Regions from separate parts of the Homo sapiens genome. Here region 2 is linked to region 1. Evidence: chromatin contacts called from ENCODE Hi-C or POLR2A ChIA-PET data. All regions are on one chromosome and are shown on one strand. The core of a region is the stretch at or near the end of the contact, and the rest is flanking DNA. Distances in the headings are between cores, read along the strand shown.

Region 1 (5,408 bases), core at 1,084-3,583:
TTACAACAAAAAGTATATTTTTTAGAGTTAAAGATCAACTATTAAATACACTCCTACTGATAAACTAAATGTAAGTGATTAAAAAAAACCCAAAACTCAACTTGTAACTTAGCACAAAGTTTGCTATATAAATTGCTTGCAGTTCTAAGAGTAGGTATTTATTTGGTCCCCCAAATTGGGGCTTAAGTGGCTGAAAGAAAAAAGTTTTATAAACAGCTTTTCTAACCTTAGTTTACATTTGGTAAAACAGACCATTTATCACAATCAAGTGAACATAATGCCAAATGTTAAGATTCCAAATTTTACAGGTAAAATTTGTAAAAATTACAATAACCCAGTAATGGACTGCCACATGAGACTGTCACTGATTTTAAACATTTTTACATATATCTTAAGAATACAATGTCATGTAAGTCATGTTTAAACTTGGGATGTATGTATTTGAACTATGTAATCTTGGTTGCTTTTCTGGTAATTCTTTATCTCACAGTGGTCTGATTATAGCCAGGGCTGCTTCTTCCCATTTTACCATTAGTCAGTACATCTTAATTTTGCTTTCACCAAAACATGGACATCATAAGCCACCTCTTGCTTCCAGTTTTCTGCTTTTTACTGTAGATAACAATGACAGTGAGTTCCACCAAATGCATGTATGTGCACAGCTTTGTCATTCTTTTCCCAGCCCCCTTCTTTTCTATGAGAAAAATACGAGGAACTTAGGTTTATATAAAAATGTCGATTTTTCTTTTGCATACATAACTAATGGATTTTCAAGACAAGACAATTTATTCTGATAACTATCATCCTAGAAATGTCAAGAGAACTTCCCAAATCCAAAAATAAGAAGAAAATCTGATATTAACTGGAGAGGAAATTTCCACTCAAATCATAAATAAAATGTCATCAATTAAGCTGAACATCAATAAAACTCAGTCAAAAATCAAGCCTCAATACAGAACCCACACATAACCCACATGTAATCAAAATATCACTTATATTTGCTAGCGGAGTTCACAGATGAATTCTGTATGTGCGCCAGATTTATCTTATTTTGTAATGCTGGGGTTAATATTTATTGGTATAAATCAGGGCCCACACTAAGTGTCCTGGGGAGAGGCAATCCAAAGAACGCTTAGTAGCATGATAAAACCGGTCCAAAACGAAAAAAAAGAAAAAAAGCCAAGTCCTAACACAACAGAGCGAATAAGCGACAAATAGATCACAGAAAGCAAAACGAAAACGGTCCTCTCCGGAGTAGCCTGAATAAAAGATCTTCACTCATAACGTTTAATAGTATCCTACCTCACTTCATTCACTTCCCAACTTCCTTTTACTTTTCAAGGGCCACCACGGGGCTTCCCTTTTTCTGGAAGTGTATATTGAAAGGATCTGTACAGGAAAGAGGGAAGGAACGGACAATTCTCAAGAAGGCTGAGAAACAGGTGGGTTAGCAGGAGGAGCATAATCTAGATACTTAAGGGGCAGCTTTAAGATGACAGATGTGGTGGAAGGAAAGACTGCAAATCGGAAGCAGCTCTAGTGTGGCAGATACACTGTGGGCTGATTGCAAGCACCAGAGGGGGGCAAAGGCTAACTCCAGAGTGGTAGCAGTGGAGCAAAAAAACAAGCAGCAGGACGAGTGGGCAATGAGCAGTGGGATTAATGAGCAGCAGCAGCCAACACGGATCAGAGTGGAAGTGATGGCTTTGGTCTTGGGAGACGGGGGCCAGAGGGAAAGGACGTCAGACAGGGAACAGGGGATTGGGGAAACAAGGAGGGCTGAGACCTAAGAATCCTGCCCCGGTGAAAATGCAGGGGGAAAAGCTGGAGACCAAAAGCCGCCTCGGCTCCCCAATTAAAGAAATTCTCGAAGGAGAGTCGCTGCTTGCCGCCGCGCTGCCTTCTGACCCGCTCCCTTTTCCTTATGGTAACTGCTGTGGCGTAAAGGGGAGAGGGAGGAAGAGGAGGAGGAGGAAGAAGACCAAGGAGGAGGAGGGTGAAGATGAGGCGGGGGGTGGGGAGAAAGGGGGGTGCGGCCTGTACAGTCCCAGCGAAGCCTCCGCTCTCTCGTAGCCGGTCAGCCCCGGGTTTCCCCTAAGCCCAGCCCCGCATAGACTCACCCGCCTGCCTTGCCTCGCTTTTCCCTCAGCCGACTCCACGGGCTGCCGCGTCCTCACAAGAAACCACCGAACGAGCGTCGGGGAAAAAACTCTTCAGAACCGGGCCTGATTGCTTCAGCGAGTCCGACCTTTACGGCTGAGAGAGAGACTCTCAGCTTTCGGTGGGTTCCACAGCCAGACGGGCCACCATCTTACATTAGGGTAAGACTCCTCCGGCCTCCCGTGCGCAGGCGCACGCTGATCCGGCCAGGAGGGGCGGGGGAGGGGCGGGAGGAGCGGCGGGCGGCTGAGTGGGAGGTTGCGGTGGCCGCTCCCGCAGCACCCTGGGAGTTGAAGTCCTCGGAGGGTAACCTCCCAGGGGCACGCCGGGAGTTGAAGTCCTCTCTCAGAGGGCGGAGGGGATCGCCCACCTCACGTGGCTGCTGGACTGATGCCTTTCTTCGTGTTTTGCTTCCTTCTCTGCACGCGTGTGCTGCTTCAATGTCATTTGGTCGGCGGTTTTCACTAGTGATTCCGTGTCCTCGGTGTTTGCGGAAATGTGCTACCCCAAGACTGGGGCGAGGCTAAACAGTTTTTCGGGGAGCCCGGAATGTTTATTCTCTGCCCCGCCCACCAGGGATATCTAAAGGGGGCGGGGTGGAGGTGGAGGCAGGTTGTGGGTACGAAGAGCGCGGGATTTGATCCAGGGTGAGAATTTGATACAGACTTGGCGTCTGTTTGCGAACAAGGAGGAAACAGGCGCCTGTTTAATTCATTTCCCTGTCCTTGCGCATTTGGGGCCACCACCCTTGATCCCTTCTTCACTGTAAAATCACCAGTGAAGACATACACTAAATTGTTCTGTGCAGATTACCCAAGAGAACGGAACACCCGTGCACTTACAATAACGTGCTTCTGTTGGTGTGAATTTGAGAATTTGCGGACCTCGGTGCAAATTAGTGTTAGTTCGGTGTCCAGCCAGCACAGCTGTGTGCAAGTTTACAAACTACACACATCGGCACATCCCCAAGAACAATAAATGCAGCCACAATCCCTACGAGCACTGAGGAATCATCAGTCACAAAAGTCAGTCAATGTACTGGTCGCCCCGTTTGCATCCCAGAACTCTGGTGGAAGTGGCGCTCGAAGCAGTAACTTTTGCTTATTGCATGTATTCTTCACCCACTCATACAGCAAATACTCAATGAGCTCCTCCTAGCTGCCGGGTACTCTTCTATATATTGAGAATACAATGGTGAGCAAAATAGAAAAAATTCCCTGTCCCTATTCTAGTGATGTGTTGGGATGAGGAAGAGGAGAGAAGAGGCATTATTTTAAAAATACGTGATTAAAATGCATAGTATGTCATAACCGATTTTAAAAACTTAAAGCAGGGAAGGGGAGTAGGGAAAGAGGTTGCAGTTTTAAATTTACGAACTTAATTTCATAATAAGCCCTCAATTCATTGTTTTTTCTTTTTTTTTTTTTTTGAGACGGAGTCTAGCTCTGTCACCCAGGCTGGAGTGCAGTGGCGCGATCTCGGCTCACTGCGACCTCCGCCTGCCGGATTCAAGTGATTCTCCTGCCTCAGCCTCCCGAGTAGCTGGGATTACAGGCACGTGCCACCACGCCAGGCTAATTTTTATATTTTTAGTAGAGACAGGGTTTCACCATGTTGGTCAGCCTGGTCTCGAACTCCTGACCTCAGGTAATCTGCCTGCCTCGGCCTCCCAAAGTACTGGGATTACAGACGTGAGCCAGGGCACCCGGCCTCATTCTTTTGGTACATTGGTTTTCTGTGTTTCAGTTTCCTCACTATAAACCTAGAGACAACAGTTACTTGGGTAAAAATTAAAATATGTAGTGAAGTCACATTTTACCCAAAGTTTGAAATTATAGAATCATGAAATGATTACCTAGCAAGGAAACTTGGGAAATTATTTGGATTTCCCTTTAGGTAATTAAATGCCTAAACATTCAATATGGTTGACATTTTTATTTAAAAATGTGTTTATTGTTCTTGTATATATTACTGATTCTATAGTAGTATATAAACAAAGTAATGAAAAGAACAAAATAAAAAGAAGCCTTCCCATTATGAAAGATTAGAATCATCACAGTAAAAACTGGAAGGGATCTTAAGCATCACCTAATCCAGTGGCAACCTTATCTTACCCAACATTCCTTTTTTTAATAAATGTTTTTATAATATGCTCTTTGTTAGCCTAAAATGAAATTCATAGGTATATAAACTACCTATATACATGATTTCATCTGAAATCAAAATGATGTGCTATTTATAATATAAATGATATGAAGAAAATATTTTATAATAAAATTGTATTTCAATATATAAATGCTCAGCATGACCATTCTAGAAATACAGTCAAGTCATGGTTTGCTAGCACTTATAAATAAAATATCCAACACTAGGGGGCAATGCCACCCCTGTATTGAGACTGACAGTAAGGAGGTGACAGTTCCTAGGTCACCAATTGTAAGAGTCACTACCATCTCAGGCCAGTACTCCTTTTACTATACTACATTGCCAGTTTTCATATGTTTATGTATGCATATGTGTATATATATACTATCATATAGACTTATGTATGTAACACTTCATTCTCATATAATTTTAAAAGTTAACATTAAATTTGGCCAGGTGTGGTGACTCATGCCTGTAATCCTAGGACTTTGGGAGGCTGGGGCGGGAGAACTGTTTGAGGCTAGAAGTTCAAGGCTAGCCTGGGCAACCTAGGGAGACTCTGTCTCTACAAAGATAAAATTTGAAAAACAGCTGGGTATGGTGGTGCCTGCCTGTGGTTCCAGCTACTTGGGAGGCTCAGGTGGGAGGATCACTTGGGCTTGGAAGTTGAGGCCGCAGTAAGCCATGATCATGTCATTGTCCTCCAGCCTGGGCAACAGAGTGAGACTCTGTCTCAAAACAAAACAAAACAAAACAAAAAACATTCAGTTGTATTACTTTGCTTACCTAATGATTCCTAAGTGTGGAACCTATCTATTCACTTAACAAATCTATTTTGCCTTTAGGCATTGTGCTCAATGCTGGTGGTATAGCAAAACAATGGTCAGCAAAACATGGTCCCTGTCCTCATAGAGCATAATGCCTAGTAGAAAAAGCAGAGATTAAATAATCATATAAATAAATAACTACAAGCATATAAACAGAATTTCATATATATGATTACAATTGGTCATGAGTACTAAGAAGATGTATAAAGGATGTTATGAGAAAGTTTAAGAGGGGAGCCTAATTTAGATTGGTGGGGAGAGGAGGGTAGTCTTTAC
Region 2 (5,392 bases), core at 990-3,489, 65 kb after region 1:
TCAGCTAATTCTGTACTGTACGTCATATGTTAAATATTTGCACCAAATTATCTTTTAGGAAATAAGACTACATTTTATATAACATTAATAAACTGTTACTTGCTCTGCTAAGTAATTAAACAGTTCATATATCCATTTGTTATGTACCATTTGAAGACCTTATTATTTTTATTTATTATGTAATTGAAAAGTTCTGTAGAAACTTGAAAAATAGTATGCTATTTTGTATATTTTCTCCAAATTTTTCAGATCAGAGTTTAGCAGTCACAGTTATTGAGAAGGTAGTATTGGAATAAAAAGTTTAAGGTTATGCAAAATATTACTTCATAAAAGTCTGTTCTAAATTAGCTGATAAGAAATACTTCTGTTTGTCATGTTACCAGGCTGAATTATCATGAATAAGCTTCTGTAGGTAACACTTTGGGACCTTGTCTCCAGTGTGCTATTTTCATAACAATTACAATTTTATCATTGTAGCCAAAAAATGTTCAACAGCATGAGAAGGTTCAGAAAGCCAGTACAGAGGGAGTCGCCATTCAGGGTCAACAGGGAACTCGACTTCTTCCTGAACAGCTCATTAAAGAAGCCTTTATTCTCAGTGACCTTTTTGATATTGGAGAATTGGCAGCTGTTGAGCTTCTTCTTGCTGGTAGGTTGACATTTAACTGAAACAGTGGTAAAATAATGCAAAATTATAAAATCACTCATAGTTTAAAATAGTTTATTGTTTAGATTCTATCATAGTTTCTAAGGCTGCAGTTTGGTAAAACCATATTCAAAATATTTCCTTTTTTAATCTTTGTTGTTTTTTTTTGAGACAGAGTCTCGCTCTGTTGCCCAGGCTGGAGTGCAGTGGCATGATATCGGCTCACTGCAACCTCCACTTACCGGGTTCAAGTGATTCTCATGTCTCAGCCTCCCGAGTAGTTGAGATTACAGGCATGTGCCACCATGCCCGGCTATCCTTTCTTAACCTTTGATTGGAAGGAAGGCTTCAGTTTAGTGATCAGAATTGTTAAAGACATCTCAGAAATTTTATAGCACAAAGCACTTACTGTCAGTGAGTAGGCAGGTAAGGTCACCACTTTTTTGGAATTTCTTTTTGAGAGAGTAATTCAGATAATGCATGAGTAGGTAAAAAATAAGATGATTTCAATAATACAGAGTACTAGGAAGAAAATAAAATAAAGCAGTGAGATATAGAGAGGTGGAGGCTGGCTAGTGCAACTCTAAGTAGGATCCGTAGAGAAGGCCTCTCTAAGATGGTGTCATTTGCCTTGAGACCCAAATGATGAGAAGGTGCCAGCCACCCAGACCTATTGGGTAAGGCTTTTCCGGGGAGAGCAAGCAGCCAGTGCTTGAGGTGGGAATAAAGGCGTGTTTAAGGATAAAAAGATCATTGTGGCTAGAGCATCATAAATGAGAGGGAGAGCAAAGGAAGATGCAGATACAGCAGGAATCAGAGCATGTTTGATTTTGCATGATAATGAAAGGTATTTGGATTTTATTCTAATTGCAATAGAAAGTTGTTGATGAGGGCTTTAAGCAGAGACATTACATAATTCATTCTAACTCTGAAATTATTTCTCTGGCTGCTGTGTAGAGAAAAGAGAGAAAAATTTCTATACTATAAGCAGTTTGTTTTAATTATAATGGAGGAGCCATTTGAAGAAAATATGGGCATGTTAGTTGAACAAAAGTTTAATATGTCTAAAGATAATATATGGCTACCAAAATCCTTTTTGACCTAAGCCTGCACTAAAAGAAGTATGATATTGAGAATGAGGGGGATGTTCACTAGACATGCTTGAGTTTTGAGTTTAACTCGGAACTTTCATTTAACAAACATTTCTTCTATACCTACCATGTGCCAGGCATGGTGTTAATTATATCACTCCAGTGATATAAAGATGAATAAAATCTCAACTAGTGTAAATACGCTCATATTCTAATAATTGAGAATGATGTGGAAACAAATATTTTGACACAATTAAGTACAATTAATGCAGTTTTGTGCAAGATTTAGAGATGGTCCAGAGATTTAGAGATGGTATTAGATGGACCTTGATTGTACAGAGAACTCTTAACAACATCATGAAGTTTAAGGTAGATGTTGCAAAATGAGTAAGCATACATCAGGTGGAATAGGTGGTTATTTGGGAGGATGAAGGGCATCCAGGCAGAAGAAATTGCCTGTGCAAGAGGGTGAAGCAAGGTGATGAATTTGGGGAACAGAAAGGAGTAGAGTGGAGGAGTAGTTGCAGTAAGGGGAAAAGAAAGCTTTAGGAAATGAAACTGAAACTATAGGCAAAGTACTCTTAAAAAAAAAGTGAAACTTAGCCAGGCGTGGTGGCTCACACCTGTAATCCCACCACTTTGGGAGGCCAAGGCAGGTGGATCACGAGGTCAGGAGTTCAAGACCAGCGTGGTCAACATGGTGAAATGCCATCGCTACTAAAAATACAAAAATTAGCTGGGTGCTATGGCAAGTGCCTGTAATCCTAACTACTCAGGAGGCTAAGGCAGGAGAATTGCTTGAACCTAGGCGGCAGAGGTTGCAGTGAGATCACGCCACTGCACTCCAGCCTAGGTGACAGAGTGAGACTCCATCTCAAAAAAAAAGGTAGAACTCATTCAAAGGAGAGTAGTTAAAAGGTGACTGAACTTGAATTATAAAAAGGTTGTTTATTCAGAGAAGATTCCGAGGGAAGAAACTTAGAAATATTTGAAAGATTCCATATGAGATAGTAAAATGGGCATTGAATAAAATTAAATTTAGTGGACAACAGTGAGACCAAAAGATTCTCACCCAGTATGTAGAAATCACAGGTAAGTGTGAGAGTTAGAAATTGAGAGTTTGGAAAATGGTGAATTCCATGTCCCTGCTGGTGTTTAGGGATAAGTTGGATGGCCCTCGAATATGTTGAGCAAGAAGTTAGACAGTGGATGGATGTTTGTAGTAGAGGACCCCAGGGCCCCTTAAGCCCTGAGCTACTGTGATTCTTTGAACTGAACATTGTTATATTGATTTTTGTCTCCTCCTAAACACATACGTGTTTATTAACAATATTATTTCTCAACTTCCTTTTTTAGGAGAGCATCAACAGCCACATTTTCCTGGCCTTACCAGAGGATTAGTAGCTGTTCTTCTGTACTGGGATGGAAAGCGATGCATTGCGAATTCCTTGAAAGCCTTGATACAGTCTAGACGGGGAAAGACATGGACCCTAGAACTCAGGTCTTTTTACTTCTTGGGATTTCAGGGGTTAATTTGAAATTACTTGAAGTATGACAATATTTCCCTTATTATATACAATCTGAGCAATATGTAACATAAGCTGAGTAATATACTCCCTTATTCTGCCAAGACAGATATAACAATTTAAACCTGTTTTATTGTGTTTATAAATAAAAAATAATTTGGACCGAGGTGCAGTGGCCCAAATTATTTTTGGATTACAAAGTGCTGGGATTACAGATTACAGTCTTGAGCTCAGGAGTTTTAGATCAGCCTGGGCAACATGATGAAATCCCATCTCTACAAAAAATAGAATAATTAACTGGGCATGATGGCATGCACCTGCAGTCCCAGCTACCTGGGAGGCTGAGGTGGGAGAAAGACCTGAGCCTGGGACGTCAAGGCTGCAGTGAGCCATGATCACGCCACTGCACTCCAGCCTGGGTGACAGAGCAAGGCCCTGTCTCAAAAAAAGAGCGTTTGCTATACCTATTATTATGAAGAAGCATAAACAATATTGTTTAACGTAGTTTATTGATTTCTTTTCATTACAGTCCAGAGCTGGCTTCCATGACAACACGCTTTACAGATGAGCTGATGGAGCAAGGATTGACTTATAAAGTTCTTACGCTGGTGTCACAGATTGATGTGAATAATGAGTTTGAGAAACTACAGCGAGAGAGAGGTTTGGGCAGTGAAAAACATCGCAAAGAGGCAAGGGTTCAATGAAATCAATTCATGAGTTGTCTGTCAAATCTCAGAGGCAGAAACATGACAATTAGAATGTTCATTTTTTCAAGATGAATTATGTAGCTGATACCATGCCTGATTGCCACTTTTCTTTTTTTTTGCTTTTATTATTTTTCATTGACACAAAACTGTACATATGTATAGGGTACAGTGTGGTATTTTGATACATATGTATGATATGTAATAAATCATAATTAGCATATCCATCACCTCAAACGTTTATTATTTCTTTGTGTTGGGAACATTCAAAATTCACTGTACTACTGTTTGACAGTACAGTATACAATAAATTGTTAATTGTAGTCAGCTCGTAATGTATATTAAAGTTTGTAGTCAGCTGTGTCCATAAAATTGACTTGCAGTTGTTTCAGCTTCGGTATAGTCATTTATGTGCCATTCTAGCTCTTTTTATGAAATGAACAAGAAATTGGTCATCCCAATTTCTTAAGGAACTTAAGGATAAGGAATAAACAATAGGGTTTGTTCAGAATTCCAGAGGTGACGTCTTAGGATCACTTGTGGATTTTGATAGGTTTTTTTATTAGCCTTTGTAAAAGGTAGTTTGTACTTTGGAATAAGACCAGGCTTCACTGTAATTTATTTATACTGATAGTCATGTTTTTATTTCTAGGTTTCTGATCTCATTAAGGAGTGCAGGCAGTCTCTTGCAGAAAGCCTTTTTGCCTGGGCTTGCCAGTCACCTTTAGGCAAAGAAGACACTCTCCTCCTCATTGGACATTTGGAAAGAGTGACAGTTGAGGCTAATGGCTCACTGGATGCAGTGAATCTGGCTCTTCTTATGGCGCTTCTATACTGTTTTGATATCAGTTTTATAGAGCAAAGCACAGAGGAACGAGATGGTATTGAGTTTTATACATTTTCCTACATTAAAAAAATCAGATTTAAAATTGTGGGGATAACATTTAAAAAGGGTGATATTTTAGCTACTAAAATAGTCTGCTCTGTTCCTGTGTTTGCAGTCCGTTCATATTTGAATATTTATATATAAGATCACATTTAAAAAACAGCTGCAGTCCTGTTAATTATTTCTGTTTTTTGGGGGGATTTGGAATGGAAAGTATTAAAGCATATATTATACATGTTCATGATTGCACATGCCTAATTTACTTAATTGCTTGTTTCTTTACCATTCATTTACATTTTCAAACTTTTTATTAAAACATTCTGAGACAGTGACTGTCATTTCAGTAATGTAATCTTTGATCTGTGTTTTCTGTGAAGTAAATAAAATTTTTGTGATCTTTAGATAGCATGATTTCTATTTTAGAATTTATGTGCAGAAAAAATGAGTGTCTAACTTTTTTCTTGTTTATTTGTAGTACACTTATAAAAATGACTGAAAATAGTGAAATTGAAATTTAGGATTATTGTCATTTTCTTTTT

What was found. Hi-C counts contacts between places; a loop is a spot of excess contacts on that map. ChIA-PET counts read pairs that join two places held with the same protein, here RNA polymerase II (POLR2A). Pooled maps may share reads with other maps.
Region 2: a loop to region 1 is called in a map of CD8-positive, alpha-beta T cell, with 5 times the contacts of the local background. The contact joins the enhancer-like site here to the promoter of CNOT4 in region 1. A Hi-C loop is called at or near these places in 5 of 168 maps with a recorded cell type or tissue (CD8-positive, alpha-beta T cell, Calu3, GM12878 and 2 more), 14 of 37 single-sample maps with no recorded cell type and 11 of 50 pooled maps. POLR2A ChIA-PET finds 5 or more read pairs at or near these places in 7 of 52 experiments (CD4-positive, alpha-beta T cell, H1, MCF 10A and 4 more).

Annotation. Positions count from the first base shown.
Region 1 is chr7:135,507,769-135,513,176 of GRCh38, forward strand. CNOT4 (CCR4-NOT transcription complex subunit 4) reads right to left here and starts at 2,334. Exons shown (of 12, transcript NM_001190850.2): 1 at 2,121-2,334. RefSeq lists enhancers at 1,404-2,309, 2,080-2,279, 2,310-3,214, 2,590-2,709, 2,860-3,029 and a silencer at 2,280-2,519.
Region 2 is chr7:135,573,177-135,578,568 of GRCh38, forward strand. NUP205 (nucleoporin 205) reads left to right here. Exons shown (of 43, transcript NM_015135.3): 3 at 478-649; 4 at 3,094-3,238; 5 at 3,793-3,952; 6 at 4,620-4,848. Among named protein-coding and RNA genes, the nearest start is that of NUP205, 18 kb to the left of the region's middle. Within about 2 kb of position 2,240, at least 2 of the 41 ENCODE cell types and tissues checked have a DNase peak (open chromatin) inside an H3K27ac peak, as active enhancers do; they include OCI-LY7, where a contact is called at or near this core.